2 separate regions of the Homo sapiens genome follow, and region 1 is linked to region 2. A link is an interaction called in ENCODE POLR2A ChIA-PET data of the cell type or tissue named here. Cell type or tissue: Caco-2. All regions are shown on one strand.

Evidence for each region. ChIA-PET counts read pairs that join two places held together with the same protein. Peaks named below come from ENCODE experiments on the same cell type or tissue, not always from the same donor. Only the 100,000 strongest peaks of a DNase experiment are listed, where the experiment ranks them.
Region 1: POLR2A ChIA-PET joins it to region 2 with 8 read pairs; 8 of 35 experiments call an interaction of 5 or more read pairs at or near these places.

What each region holds. Positions count from the first base shown.
Region 1 is chr7:131,634,676-131,642,675 of GRCh38, forward strand. No RefSeq gene overlaps it. Among named protein-coding and RNA genes, the nearest start is that of PODXL, 82 kb to the left of the region's middle. RefSeq lists an enhancer at 3,618-4,214. In Caco-2, no CTCF peak of the experiment used is centred here; DNase peaks (open chromatin) are centred at 3,336, 4,156 and 4,616.
Region 2 is chr7:131,583,234-131,591,233 of GRCh38, forward strand. No RefSeq gene overlaps it. Among named protein-coding and RNA genes, the nearest start is that of PODXL, 31 kb to the left of the region's middle. RefSeq lists an enhancer at 1,040-1,540. In Caco-2, no CTCF peak of the experiment used is centred here; a DNase peak (open chromatin) is centred at 3,168; H3K4me3 peaks cover 527 bases.

The DNA.
Region 1 (8,000 bases), 51 kb after region 2:
GAGTGCAGTGGCACTATCTTGGGCTCACTGCCTCCTCTACCCACTACAGCCTCCACCTCCCGGGTTCAAGTGATTCTTGTGCCTCAGCCTCTTGACTATCTGGGACTACAGGCATGCACCACCATGCCCAGCTAATTTTTGTATTTTTAGTAGAGACGGGGTTTCACCATGTTGGCCAGGCTGGTCTCGAACTCTTGGCCTCAAGTGATCCGCCCACCTTGGCCTCCCAAAATGCTGGGATTACAGGTGTGAGCCACCACACTCGGCTTAACCTACCTCTTTCTAAGCTTTCTACTGGTGCCTTGGAATTTGGAGAACCGGCTAGCCACATTGGAGATCACAGCTATTATTGTTTGAAAAGATTGAATATATATGTATACATATTTAATTGAGAGGTATTGTATCTATGCTTTAAATTCAGGTTTTTACAGTTGGAGTTCAAGCCACTTCTCATCACCAGGCTTTAAGAGAGAAAATTTTTTGTTGGCCTTCCTGGGGAGAAGGTATGAGTTAAAGAGGACGTGGAGAAATAATTTTTTAGGCCTCTTGTGGAGAGCTAAATTATACTGATTTATGAACCACTGGCAAACACACAATATTGGAACTGTTTCTTGTTGGCGGCACTCCTGCAAACATGGTGGGCCACCACCTGAGGATCAGATGAGGGGGAGGGCATCCTCATTCTTCCCTCCTGCCAACCGTCCCTGGTCCAGGCATCTGACTCCTCCACCGCCATGCTTCAACTTGGTAGAGAAATAGACATCAGCCTTGCTCACCCCTCCCTCCACTGAATGACCATCCCTTTGGTCCTCACCCCGACTTGGGGTGAAGGGACAAGACAACAACCTAGGACATGCCAAGACCAGGGAAGTCTTTGAGGCAAAAGAGCTCTGTGACCTCCCCTTTACCAAGGTGACTATAGATTAAAGAGCTCTCCTGGGACAGGCCATATGTGACTGAGAAATGGTTAATGTTGGCTTTAAGTGTTTTATCTGCAGGGAGGGACTCTTGGGACGCCCTGAGGTTTGAGGTGTTGGCAGCTACCTCTGGAAGGGGGTGCATGAGGGCCTTGATGTTCTTCTACCCAAGGACTCTCATGCAAACTTTTTTTTTTTTTTTTTTTTTTTGAGACGGAGTCTCACTCTGTCTTCCAGGCTGGAGTGCAGTGAGGCGATCTCAGCTCACTGCAACCTCTGCCTACCAGGTTCAACCGATTTTCCTGCCTCGGCCTCCTGAGTAGCTGGGACTACAGGCACGTGCCACCACACCTAGCTAATTTTTTGTATTTTTAGCAGAGACGGGGTTTCACCATGTTAGCCAGGATGGTCCCCATCTCCTGACCTTGTGATCTGCCCGCCTCGGCCTCCCGAAGTGCTGGGATTACAGGCGTGAGCTATTGAACCCAGCCTCTCATGCAAACTTTTCATGCAGAAAGCGTACGAAGGTTTTGGGTTGGCCTCTTTCTTTCCTTTAAGTCAGGGTGTGACACGGGTGTGGAATAGCATGACAATTTCCACTAAGGGATCCAGTGCTGCTGTAATTGTTGGTCTTGGCCTCTGTCCTCACTAATGTGATCGTGAACTACCAGAAGGGAAGATGACGATCGCCAAGGAGTACGTGGGAAATGCGCTCCCCGCGCCAGCACAGGAGGTGGTCCGGAGATAGGAGGGCCAAGCTGCACACAGAAGCAAGAGGAAGGGCTGCGAGGAAGGCCTGGGAGCAGGCCCAGGGTGGGTGCAGGAGAGAGGCAAGAGCAGAGCTGAGGAAAGGAGCCACAGATAGGCATGGAATCTCCACTCTGGGCCTTGCTCAGGCGCCATTCCACGATGCTACAGAATTGGAGTTACAGGTAGATCCTGGAAAAGTCGTGTTCAACCTAAGGTCAAAGGACAGACTCTCGTGCCAAAGGACCTTTCTTTTTATTTTTTATTTTTTGAGACAGGTTCTCACTCTGTCACCCAGGCTGGAGTGCAGTGGTGCAATCTTGGCTCACTGCAGCCTCAACCTTCTGGCCACAAGCAATCCTCCTGCCTCAGCCTCCTGAGTAGCTGGGACTACACGCATGTGCCACCATGCCCAGCTAATTTTTGTATTTTTTGTAGAGACAGGGTTTCACCATGTTGCCCAGGCTGGTCTGGAACTTCTGGACTCAAGCATTCCACCTGCCTTGGCCTCCCAAAGTGCTGGGATTACAGGTGTGAGCCACTGTGCCTGGTCCAGGACCTTGCTTTTATGCAAACTCAGAAGGCTGGAAGACCTGCTTGGTGTGAGTGTGTGGCAACATCAGCATGGTCCAGAAGGATACATGGAGACCCAAGAGTTGGGGCCCATGGAGGAGCCTGAGGATGGGAGAAAAGAGGCAGAAGGGATGCCTGGAAGCATCTGCTGAAAACTTTAAACTTGAGCTGCCTTCAGCCACCACAGGGCATGCCTGGGCTGGGGCTTTTCTTTGTCTTTGAGGGTCAGGCCCATGCCCAGCCGAGCATTCTAGAGCAGGGAGGAAGCTAGAGGACATCTGCTCCCATCCCCTCATTTTAGAGTTGGGAAAACTGCCACCTGGAGAGAGTAAATGACCTGCTGAAGCTCACACAGCTTAGGACTCCTGACTCTTGGGCTACTGCCCTTTCTACTGAGCCATTTGGTCTCAGAGGGGCCAGTCCTCAGCAGCATCTCCTCACTGGCAGGCCATGGCCCTCTTGGTACCAGGACTTGTGTCCTCCAAGGTGGACAACCAGAGCAAGGCCACTGTCTCTGGAAAGTTGCCATTGGAATGAACATGTGAGCGCCTAAAGGGAAGGGGGTGGTAGGAGTACATGAGGACTCCTGAAGATAGGGAGTTTTAAGTCGAAGACATGAATGTCTAAGGGTGAAATTGTGAGTATCAGCCAGCTGGTGAGAGTATTATTTCTCTAGTGCCCTCAAGTGTCTTCCCAGTCCTGGGCGTTTACACTGGCGTGGGCCCTGATGCTGATGGAGTGTAGCCCCCTATTCAAACTACCTGGCTCACATGGCCACATCTGCGTAGGTCTGGGAGCAGATGGACTTGGTCATCTCAGAGGGTGGAGAATAGGACACAGAGCGGACAAAAGAGGATGTGCCAGAGAGGCCTGGGGGACCTGCTGTGGGGTTTGGGGTCCTGGATGAACCTGCTGACTGGGATACCCTGCTGTGGGCCCTGCAGGCAGCTCAGGGTGAGCACTTCCAGGAGACAGAGCCTCACTCCCCCAAAGCCCCCTTATCACCATCACAGGGAGAGCACCAGAGCCGTGAGAGCAGGTACCACCACCCCAGGCCACATTCCTCTCATAAGTGGAATAACACAATGGCCCTTTTAACTTAAACTTCCTTCTTAATTGACTGCTGCGGAGAGAGCAGTCCATCATCCCCCCACCTCCACCCCCACCTCTCCTGCTCTGGGCCCTGTTTATGGTGCTGATGAGCAGGGCGGGGGAGCTTCCTGGCTGGGCTGACATGATGATAAAGGGCAAAGCCCTGCACGCCTTGCCAGCCCCTGGCTGGGGGCTGTGGCTGGAGCCGCCTCGTACCCGAGACCCTGATGTTTAGAGAAACTTCAGGCGGACTTGTGGGCTCCCACGTTCCTGGTACAACTTGGGAATTATGTTGAATCGTGTTGGTGAGGATCCCTGGAATCCCAGTGGTCCCATTCCCCAGCCTCCCTCTCTAGATGTTTACAAGCCAGGTGATGGGCTCGGTGTTGGAGAGAGAAACATTGGCTCCCCTAGAAAGGGAACACGGTGGTCCCAGGACTCCACAGTCAGGTCTTGGCCAGTCTTGGGTGGAAAACCCAAACCCAGAGCGTCTACTAGGTGGATTAGGGACAAAGACTGCAAATCCCGATGTATCTGTGAGGCCAACCCTGGGTCTTGGCATTGGGTGGGCAGGCCCCTCGTCAGCCTCAGGATCTGTGTCAGGGTCTGTATCAGCAGCGGCACCTGCAGGAAGCAGCTGCACCTCCCATCACCTCTCAGGCCCAGAAGGTACAGAACATTGTACCCCGAGATGTTAGCCGGTGGGAAGAGGAAGGGAAGATGGTGGAAATGGATTCCATGTTAGCCGCTGGGAAGAGGAAGGGAAGATGGTGGAAATGGATTCCGAGGAAAGCCAGCTCTGCCTGAGGGGGATCTTATCAGAGCTGGGGCCAGGGCCTATTGCTCTGCAGACAGTGGGAGTTCAGCAAACAACAGTGACAATTAACATGTATTGAGTATCCAGTGTTGTTATCTGACAGACACACCTCTACATGCTTTGTAAAATATCTCTTTATCCTTGTAACAATCCTCTGATTCTTAATTGGTTTTATTTTTAACAGGTCAAGTCACTGAGGTGCAGAGACACTGCCTTCCTGTCCTAAAGTCCAGTTCAGGCCAGCTCTCTCCAGAGTTCCAGGCTTTTGGTCTCCGTCTGCAGATCTCCTTTGCTTTGAATGAGTCTGTCCCTGAGGAGGGCTAGGAGCAACCTTGAGAAGGAACATGATGGTCACTAATTCAGCCAGAACACTCTCAAGGTGCATTCTGAGCGAGGCTGATGCCAGGTGCAGAACAAACACCTCTTGCGCCTGGGAGCTTCCTGAAGTTTGGAGAATGTGTCAGATATCACCTGTTTGCCCCTGGGGGCCTAGCCCCACCCCTGTCTGCATTTCGTGCAGACTACACTGGGGCCTCCGTTGCCCTCCGTTTGGCCAGCAGGAAGCTCTGGCAAAAGATCAGTGGGATAGAGGAAGATGCTTTGGGGATTTATTTTTCCCGCTCCCTCTCTGGGGATCCCTGAAGGGACAGCTGTGCCTTCTGTCCAAGTGTCCTATTTTCCCTCTTCTCCAGGACTAGTGGTAAACCTTTTCCTAGTTCCTTCAGTTCAAAGGGGGAATAGGTGCCTTGTTCCAGCCCTGGGGTATAGCCCTGTCTCTTCTGGTTCCTCTTCAATCTGCCCTGTGTAAACAGCCCCTTTCTTTTTAAAACTCTCCTACAATAGGCCAGGCACAGTGGCTCATCAGGCCTGTAATCCCACACTCTGGGAGGCAAAAGCGGGCAGATCAGTTGAGGTTGGGAGCTCAAGACCAGCCTGGGAAACATGGTGAAACCCTGTCTCCACTAAAAAATACAAAAATTAGCCAGGTAATCCCTGCACTTTGGGAGGCCAAGGCAGGCGGATCACAAGGTCAAGAGATCGAGACCATCCTGGCCCACATGGTGAAACCCTACTAAAAATACAAAAATTAGCCGGGTGTGGTGGTGCGCACCTGTAGTCCCAGCTACTTGGGAGGCTGAGGCAGGAGAATTGCTTGAACCCGAGAGGTGGAGGTTGCAGTGAGCCGAGATCATGCCACTGCACTCCAGCCTGGGCGACAGAGTGAGACTCCATCTCGAAAAAAAATCTTTCCTGCAATCATCCTAGTTAGAGTGTGCTATTTGTTTTCTGCTGGGCACTGACTGATACAAAGAATAGGACCTATAGATAGAAAATTGCTGGTGGAGGCTGGGCATGGTGGCTCGTGCCTGTAATACTGGCACTTTGGGAGGCTGAGGCAGGCGGATCACGAGGTCAAGAGATCGAGACCATCCTGGCCAACATGGTGAAACCCTACTAAAAATACAAACATTAGGCCAGGCGCCGTGGCTCATGCCTTTAATCCCAGCACTTTGGGAGGCCGAGGTGGTTGCATCACCTGAGGTCAGAAGTTCGAGACCAGCCGGACCAACATGGAGAAATCCCATCTCTACTAAAAATACAAAATTAGCCAGGCGTGGTGGCAGGTGCCTGTAGTCCCAGCTACTTGGGAGGCTGAGGCAGGAGAATCACTTGAACCTGGGAGGTAGAGGCTGTGGTAAGCTGAGATCGCGCCATTGCACTCCAGCCTGGGCGAGAAGAGCGAAACTCCATCTCAAAAAAAAAAAAAAAAGAAAAAAAGCTGGGCATGGTGGTGTGCACCTGTAGTCCCAGCTACTCGGGAGGCTGAGGCAGGAGAATCGCTTGAACCCGGGAGGCAGAGGTTGCAATGAACCTAGATTGTGCCACTGCACTCCAGCCTGGTGACAGAGCAAGACTCTATCTCAAAAAACAAAAAAGAAAATAACTGGTGGAGCACAATTTTTCCACACTGCAGGGGAGTGAGTGCGGTAGGAGTCTGGAGGAGTGAACGTTCTTGTGGCCTGGGGCAGACGGAGAGGTCTTCCTGAAGGTCATGGGATCTGAGACCGTGAAGGACAGTGGGAACTCACATGTCTGAGTAGCTCCTAGCACGGTGCCTGAAGCATTTTTGAACAGAACTGAACTGGAATGCTTGATGCTGCCTGGTGTTCAACAATAGCTTCCAACCCCCTTCCTAGGCCTGGGTCCCAAGCAGGCCCCTTGGACTGTTGGGGAAGAGGCAGTCACTGTGCTGGGATATGTCCCTCCATGGGACCCCCCTGCCTTTTGCAGCGTTCACACAGCCCTTCTTATGTGTCAGATGGACCAGGTATGAGTGTATGCATCTTAGGTCTCTAGTGGATTCTGGGTCAAGCATGTGCCATGGGTCACATGTCAGGTGGCACAGGTATGAGTGTGCACATTTTTTTTTTTTTGAGATGGAGTTTTGTTCTTGTTGCCCAGGCTAGAGTGCAATGGCGTGATCTTGGCTCACTGCAACCTCCGCCTCCCGGGTTCAAGTGATTCTCCTGTCTCAGCCTCCCAAGTAGCTGGGATTACAGACATGCACCACCACACCCAGCTAATTTTGTATTTTTAGTAGACATGGGGTTTCTCCATGTTGGTCAGGCTGGTCTCAAACTCCCGACCTCAGGTGATCTGCCCACCTTGGCTTCCCAAAGTGCTGGGATTACAAGCATGAGCCACCGTGCCCGGCCACACATCTTAGCTCTCTAGTGGATTCTGGGTTAAGCATCCTTGCACACCACCACCACCTGCCTCCGCTCTCCCCAGTGCCTAAAACCATGCTTTGCATAGAGAGGGGGTCTAAATAAATATTGTTGACTGAATAAATGAATGAATGTATGAATGAATCTAATTCTGTCAATGTTTGAGCACCTGATGTGCTTAGCACCTTGAGAGGAGCCAGGGATACAGAGGCAGGACCTGCCCTTATTCAGGAGCTCCCAGGCAGGTGAAGCTGACCATCACCCAAAGGACCGTAGCCCAGCGGCTCAAGACTGATACAAAGAATAGGACCTATAAATAGAAAATTACCAGTGGAGGCTGGGCGCGGTGGCTCATGCCTGTAATCCTGGCACTTTGGGAGGTTGAGGCAGGCGGATCACGAGGTCAAGAGATCGAGACCATCCTGGCCAACATGGTGAAACCCTACTAAAAATGCAAAAATTAGGCCAGGTGTGGTGGCTCATGCCTGTAATCCCAGCACTTTGGGTGATGTAGCCAGGGTGACGCAGCCCCTAGGACAGAGGGTCAGAGAAAGCCCCCCTCGCTGGAGACTGCATCTGAATGGAGTCTAGGTTTTGCCTAGTGGTAGGAGTGGAGGGAAGGACTCTCATTTTAGGCAGAGGGACTGCACGAAGAAAGTGAGTAAAAAGTGCGTGGTGCCTTTGGAAACGACTAACGTGGCCTTGCTGAGGAGAAGGGCGCTTTGCAGAGTGTGAGAGCAGCCTCTGAAAGGTGGTTAAAATGGATTAGGAAGGGCTCGGAGGCCGTGGGGGACCATGGAAGATTTTGGAATCAGGAAGTCACATGTGCGGATAGATCTATGATTTGGAGAAATACCTCTGGTGGTTGGTGTCGGGGAGGGCTCAGAAGCTTAGTGGCCATTTGAGTTACACTGTGGTCATCCAGGCCACAGAGCCACATGCCTGAGTGAGGGCCGGGCATGGTGGTGGGGATGGTGAGAGGACAGTGGGGAGAGGCACGCTGAAAGGAGAACTCTTCCACCTAGTCACTTCCCCTGGGAAATGAGCATGGGTGAAGTCAGAGAGGATGAATGTCTGGCTGCCAAATGCTGTGGCATTTAAGAAGATGGAACCCAGGAGAGGGAG
Region 2 (8,000 bases):
CATGCCTGTAATCCCAGCTACTTGGGAGGCTGAGGCAGGAGAATCGCTTGAGCCCAGGAGGCAGAGATTGTGGTGAGCCGAGATCACACCATTGCACTCCAGCCTGGGCAACAAGAGTGAAACTCTGTCTCAAAAAAAAAAAAAAAAAAAAAAGGAAAAAAATGTGTTTGTTTGATAAAATAAAAAGTTGACAACCCTGTGCTAGTCTTCCAAATGAAAAATCGAGAGCCTGTGGTTTGTGAAGTTCCCAAGTGGAGGAGCCAGGGCCATGGGGGACACAGAAGACGTAGGAGACAAGGTTGTTGCCCTCGAGCTTGTGACATGGTTGGTGGGACGCAAAGCCTGTAATGTGGCACATTATAAGACCTCCCGGGTCTGTGCCCAAGTGTGTGGAAGGAGTGACTCATGCTGTTGGAACTAAGAGTCGAGGCTGGTCAGAGGCAGCACCTGCCACATCGGTCCATAGAAAGTGCTCAGTTAAAATTGGCTGAATTGGCCGGCCATGGTGGCTCACATCTATAATCCCAGCACTCTGGGAGGCGAAAGTGGAAGGATCTTTTGAACCCAGCAGTTGGAGACCAGCCTGGGTAATATAGTGAGATTCCAACTCTAAAAAATATAAATATAAAAAAGTTGGGTGAGCATGGTGGCATGTGCCTGTAGTCCCAGCTACTAGGGAGGCTAAGGTGAGGGGATCACTTAAACCTGGGAGGTAGAGGTTGCTGTGAGACAAGATTGTGCCACTGAACTCCAGCCCGGGCAACAGAGTGAGTCTCTGTCTCAAATAAATAAATAAAATAAAATAAGCTGAACCAATGAATGATGGGAAGGCTGGAAGAGGATTTAACAAAACTAGGACTTGGAGTGGGAGGAAGTCTTAACAAGGTAGAGGAAATATTGCCGGCTCAGGCAGAGGCATAGAGGCCCCAAGAGCACGTTTGTGTGGGGGTTACTGACTTAAGAGTCATGGGATTTGATGTTAGACAAGTGGAAGTGAGCCTTGAGAGCCAGACACAGGTGTTCAGACTTGATGCAGCCAGAAACAGGGAGCCATAGAAAGTTCTCAAGCAGGGAAGTGCCGAGAGCAAATGATAGCATAAGTCTATTTCTGTGACGCCTCAGTGTAGGAGACTTGGAATCCCAGTGCCCATGGGGAGGCTGTCTGAGGACTGTGGCCTGGAAGGACCGAGGGCCTGGGCTTGGGCAGTGGTGCTGATGAGGGGCACTGCTGTGGTGGCAAGGGCTCCGGAAGGTGACTGAGATTTTACTGTGGAGTCTCGGAAAGGTGTTGTTGTTTTATTTTTATCTTATTTTATTTTTGAGATACAGTCTCGTTCTGTCGCCCAGGCTGGAGTGCAGTGCAGTGGTGTGATCTCAGCTCACTGCAACCTCTGCCTCCCAGGATCAAGCAATTCTCCTGCCTCAGCCTCCCGAGTAGCTGGGATTACAGGTGACTGCCACCACGCCCGGCTAATTTTTCTATTTTTAGTAGACACAGGGTTTCACCATGTAGGCCAGGTTGATCTCGAACTCCTGACCTCACGTGAAACACCCACCTCCGATTGCCAAAGTGCTGGAATTACAGGTGTGAGCCACGACGTCCAGCCTTGTTGTTGTTTTAAAGAAGCATGCTTGGGCCGTGTGCTGTGGCTCACACCTGTAATCCCAGCACTTCTGGAGGCCAATGTGGTCAGATTGCTTGAGCTCAGGAGTTCCAGACCAGGCTAGGTAATATGGTGAAACCCTGCCTCTACAAAAAATCCAAAAATATTAGCCAGTCATGGTGGTGCATGCCTGTAGTCCTAGCTACTAGGGAGGCTGAGGTGGGAGGATCACTTGAGCATGGGAGTTCCAGGCTGTGGTGAGCCAAGATCATGCTGTTGCACTCCAGCTTGGGAGACAGAGCCAGACCCTGTCTCAAATAAATAAAGAAGCATACTTAGGGCCGATGCAGTGGTTCACACCTGTAATCCCAGCACTTTGGGAGCCCAAGGCAAGAGGCTCGCCTGAGGCCAGGAGTTTGAAACCAGCCTGGGCAACAAAGCACGACCTTGTCTTTAATAAAAATTCAAAAAAAATCAAGCCAGCCACGGTGGCTCACGCCTGTAATCCCAGCACTTTGGGAGACCGAGGTGGGTGGATCACCTGAGGTCAGGAGTTCGAGACCAGCCTCAACATGGAGAAACCCCGTCTCTACTAAAAATACAAAGTTAGCTGGGCGTGGTGGTGCATGCTTGTAATCCCAGCTACTCGGGAGGCTGAAGCAGGAGAATTGCTTGAAACCGGGAGGCGGAAGTTGTGGTGTGCCGAGATCGCGCCATTGCACTCCATCCTGGGCAACAAGAACGAAACTCAGTCTCAAAAAAAAAAAATAAAGAAATAAAAAATAAAAATCAGCCGAGCATGGTGGCTCGTAATGAGTATATGTGTTTTCAGGGTATATGTGATAGTTTGATCATTCAGATGATCAAATCAGAGTAATTGGAATATCTATCACATTAAATATTTATTTTTCCTTCATGTTAGGAACACTTGAATGATCAAATTCTAGCTATTTTAGTTTTTTGGAGAAAGGGTCTTTCTCTGTTGTCCAGGCTGAAGTGCAGTGGCGCAATTATGGCCCACTGCAGCCTCAACCTCCTAGGCTCAAGCAATACTCTTACCTCAGTTTCCTGAGTAGCTGGGACTGCAGGTGCCTGTCACCTGCCTGGCTAACTTGCTAAGTTAAAGTGGACAATCAACTGACGTTAGCTGTAGTCACCCTAGTGAGCTACTGGACACCAGGTCTTTGTCGTGACTGCTCGAATGGCAATGTAGGAGAGGTAGAGGATTTCGGATGAGCTTGGCTTTGAGTTTGGCAACTTTAAGGGGTAACTGGACAGCTCACGAGCCCTGACCACCTCCCCCAGGGAGGACAGAAGCCATCAGGTACTGTCCTGGACATGCATGGCAGTTGCGGAACCTGATGGAGGTGGAGGTGCGGGGCCTCCCCAGGAAGGGCTCCAGCTTGGTCTAGTAACTGTGGAATTCAGGTCTGGATTAAAGGAGAAGGACTGCCCAGGTTGAGTGACCAATCTCCCTGGAGGGGTGGAGGTGGCTGTCAGGCAGGCGGGGCCACACTGGCAGCTTAGATAACCCCGAGCTATTTCAGGAAGAAAGCACTAAGAAGATAAACAGGCCAGTGGCCAGCAGATGGACAGATAACCTGAGCTTATCCAAGGAGAGGCAGGAGGGGGCCCTTTGGGGGCAGGGTCCTTCAAGACAGGAAGGTGCCAAAGTGCGTCAGAGGGAGATAGGAGGGGCTGGAGCAGGCACGTGAGGCTGGAACTCCAGCTGGGAGGGGCAGCTTCTGCCCTGGCCTGGTCACAAGTGGCAGAGAGAAGTCCTGGTCCTGTGATGCTGATTGAAGTGAGGACGGAGTTCCCTGAGGTCTCCCCAAATCCAGGAGATGCAAACCTTATTTGGGGTCTGAATGCCCACAAGTGGCACCAGCGGCTGAAAGCCTTTTACCATTTATTCATTCAGGTTGTTCACAAGTCAGTGCTCACATTTATTGGAGGCATAACTCCAGCGTGGTGCAGTATGTGTGTGTGTGTGTGTGTGTGTGTGTGTGTGGTCGTATGTGCATGAGAGGGTGGTCTTGTGGGCATGGGTAGTGTATAGGTGGAGTTTGTCACGTGTGCAGGTGGTTAAGGATGTAATGTGCATGTGTAGTGTGTAGGTGGTGTATGTGTATGTGCAAATGCTATGTGTGTGAAATGTGTGGGTGTTGTGTGTGTGAAATGTGTGTGGTGCATTATGTGTGTGTCTGTGGTCCAGTGTATGGTATGTGTGGTCCAGTGTGTGTGTGTGGTCTGAGTGTGGCATAGTGTGTGTGGTATAGTGTGTATGGTGTGAGTGTGTGGTGCAGTGTGTGTGATGAGTGTGGTGTGTGTAGTGTAAGTATGTGGTGCAGCATATATATGTGTGGTGTGAGTGTGTGGTGCAGAGTGTGGTGTGTGTAGTGTTTGTGAGGTGCAGCATGTGTGTGGTGTGTGTGGTGTGTATGTGTAGTGTAAGTGTGTGGTGTGGCATATGTGTGTGTGGTGTGTGTGGTGCTGCAATGTGTGTGTGGTCTGAGTGTGTGGTGTGAGGGTGTGGTGCAGCGTGTGTGTGGTGTGTGTGTGTAGTGTGAGTGTGTGGCGCAGTGTGTGTGTGGCGTGTGGTCTGTATGTAGTGTGTGTAGTGCAGTGTGTTCGGTCTGTGGTATGTTTAGTGTGTGGTGCAGCGTGTATATGTGTGGTGTGAGTGTGTGATGCAGAGTGTGGTGTATGTGGTGTGGTGTGCTGTGGTGTGTGTGTGGTGCTGCAATGTGTGTGTGGTCTGAGTATATGGTGTGAGTGGGTGGCATGAATGTGTTGTGCAGAGTGTGGTGTGTGTGCTGTGTGTGTTGTGCTGCAGTGTGTGCATGACGTGTGTGTGTAGTGTGAGTGTGTGGTGCAGTGGTGCAGTGTGTGTATGTGTGGCGTGTGGTATGTGTGTGTAGTGTGGGTGTGTGGTGTGGTGTGTGTGGTATGTGTGGTGTGTGTGGTGTCTGTGGAGTGTGTGTGGTGTGTGTGGAGTGTGTGTGTGGTGTGAGCGTGTGGTGTCTGTCATGCGTGTCTGTGTAAAGAGACCACCAAACAGGCTTTGTGTGAGCAATAAAGCTTTTTAATCACCTGGGTGCAGGTGGGCTGAGTCTGAAAAGAGAGTCAGCGAAGGGAGACAGGGGTGGGGCCGTTTTATAGGATTTGGGTGGGTAGAGGAAAATTACAGTCAAAGGGGATTTTTCTCTTGCGGGCAGGGGCAGGGATCACAAGGTGCTCAGTGGGCGAGCTTCTGAGCCAGGAGAAGGGATTTCACAAGGTTAATCGCTCAGTTAAGGTGCGGCAGGAACAAATCACAATGGTGGAATGCCATCAGTGAAGACAGGAACTGGTCATTTTCACTTCTTTTGTGATTCTTCACTTGCTTCAGGCCAACTGGATGTATATGTGCAGGTCGCAGGAGATATGATGGCTTAGCTTGGGCTCAGAGGCCTGACAGTGTCTGTCATGGGAGCCTTCACAATTCAGTCCCAGCCTTTCTTGCCCCCTCGCCCTCTCAGGGGACTCCTGGTCTCCTCTGCACAGGCTGGGTGTTTTCCTGGGTCCGGGCCTGCGTTTACACAGCTTCCTCTCTGGGGATGGCTCTGCCCATCCTCTCCACCCTAGAAAGCATCTCTGTCCTTGAGGGATGGGTCCCAGACACCTTTACTGGCAGTGTCCCTGCCCACACCCTCTGCCCTGCCACCTTCCCCAGCCCCTCCTAGGAGCTCCCTGGACATCTGCATGCACATGCATCCATCCTAGGCTTAGCATGGTGGATGGGTGCTGCCCCCCGCACGGGGCTGGAACTCTCCAAGGACCCAGACCAGTTGTGCTGGGCCAGACTAAGCACCTCTCACTCTGGAAGCCCTCTCTGGGCCAGCTGGGGAGGCTCTGCCCCTCCCTGCACCTGCTTCACTTCTGTTCTGCGCTGCTACAGGTATTTTTCCATTGCTCCACGTTCATCAGCCACTTAGGCTGAAGAGTTTAAAAGAGTATTTCACAGGTTCATGGCCACAATGGTTCTATGCCTCTGATCCCAGCCTTCCTGCCACCCTGCCTGCACCCAGGCTAAGAAACCAGGCCTTCCCCAGGCTCCCCTGTTCTCCACTCCCTAAGTCCAATCACTGACTGCATTTGTTCTGTTCCTTCTTCCTTGTCACTGTCTCTTCTTACTGTCCCACCTCAGTTTGGGTTTTTATTCCTCCTGACTAGACTACAATAATAACAACAAATATTTATGAGGCAAATGCAACAAAACAAAAATAGACAAATGAGACTTAATTAAACTAAAAAGCTTCTGCATAGCAAAAGAAATAATCAACACAGTAAATGGACAACATACAGAATAGGAAAGATTATTTGCAAACCATGCATCTGACAAAAGGACTAATATCCGGAATCTATAGGGAACTCAAACAGCTCAACAAGAAAAAAACAGCCCCATTGAAAAAGCGCACAAAGGACATGAACAGATATTTCTCAAAAGAAGACATAAAAGTAAGTGGCCAACAAACATATGAAAAAATGCTCAACCTCACTAATCATAAGGGAAATGCAAATTAAAGCCACAATGAGATGCCATCTTACATCAGTCAGAATGGCTATTATGAAAAGGTCAAAAAGCAACAGATGTTGGTGAGGATGTGAAGAAAAGGGAACACTTACACGCTGTTGGTGGGAATGTAAATTAGTACAACCTTTGTGAAAAACAGTATGGAGATTTCTCAAAAAACTCAAAATAGAACTACCATTCAATCCAGCGATACCACTGCTAGGTATCTATCCAAAGGGAAATAAATTATTATATTAAAAAGATGCCTGCACTCATATGTTTATTGCAGCACTATTCACAATAACAAAGATGTGGAATCTGCCTAAACGTCCATCAACAGAGGATTGGATAAAGAAAATGGTATACTACTCAGCCACAGGAAAGAATGAAATCAGGCTGGGCGTGGTGGCTCATGCCTGTAATCCCAACACTCTGGGAGGCCGAGGCGGGTGGATCACGAGGTCAAGAGATGGAGACCATCCTGGCCAATATGGTGAAACCTTGTCTGTACTAAAAATAGAAAAATTAGTATTTTTCTGGGCATGGTGGTGCATGCCTGTAGCTCCAGCTACTCAGGAGGCTGATGCAGGAGAATTGCTTGAACTCGGGAGGTGGAGGTTGCAGCGAGCCGAGATTGCGCCATTGCACTCTAGTCTGGGCAACAGAGAGAGACTCCATCTCAAAAAAAAAAAAAAAAAAAAGAATGCCATCATACCTTTTGCAGCAACCTGGATGGAACTAGAGGCCATTGTCCTAAGTGAAATAACTCAGAAACAGAAAGTCAAATACCATGTATTCTCACTTATAAGTGGGAGCTAAACGATGGGTACATATGGACATACAGGGTGTAATAATGGACATTGGAGACTCCAAAAGGTGGGAGGGTGGGAGGAGGGTGAGCGATGAGAACTTACCTGCTGTGTACAATGTGCACTATTCAGGTGATGGGTATGCTAGAAGCCCAGGCTACACGGCGAAGTATATGCATGTAAGAAATCTGCACTTATACCCCCAAAATCTATAAACATTTGTAAAAGATAGCCTTTCTGCTGGGTGTGGTGGCTCGCACCTGTAATCCCAGCACCTTGGAGGCCGAGGTGGGCAGATCACCTGAGGTCGGGAGTTTGAAACCAGCCTGACCAACATGAAGAAACCCTGTCTCTACTAAAAAAAAAAGATACAAAATTAGCCAGGGATGGTGGCTCATGCCTGTAATCCCAGCTACTGGGGAGGGTGAGGCAGGAGAATCGATTGAACCTGGGAGGCGGAGGTTGCAGTGAGCAGAGATCGCGCCATTGCACTCCAGACTGGGCAACAAGAGCGAAACTCCTTCTAAAAAAAAAAAAAAAAAAAGATGTCCTTTCCAGTTTTAACTCACAAAGATATTCTCCTACATTTATCTTCCTTCCTTCCTTCCTTCCTTCCTTCCTTCCTTCCATCCATCCATCCATCCTTTCTTTCTTTCTTTCTTTCCTTTTTTTCAGGGTCTTGCTGTCACCCAGGCTGGAGTTCAGTGGTGTGATCTCGGCTCACTGCAGCCTCTGCCTCCGGGTTTAAGCAATTCTCCTGCCTCAGCCTCCCGAGTAGCTGGAATTACAGGCACATGCCACCACACCTGGCTAATTTTTGAATTTTTAGTAGAGACGGGGTTTCACCATGTTGGCCATGCTGGTCTTGAACTCCTGACCTCAAATGATCCACCCGCCTGGACTTCCCAAAGTGCTGGGATTACAGGTGTGAGCCACCGTGCCTGGCCTCTCCTACATTTTCTCAAACTCCTGGGCTCATGTGATCCTCTCACCTCAGCCTCCCAAGTACCTGGGACTCCAGGCATGTGCACC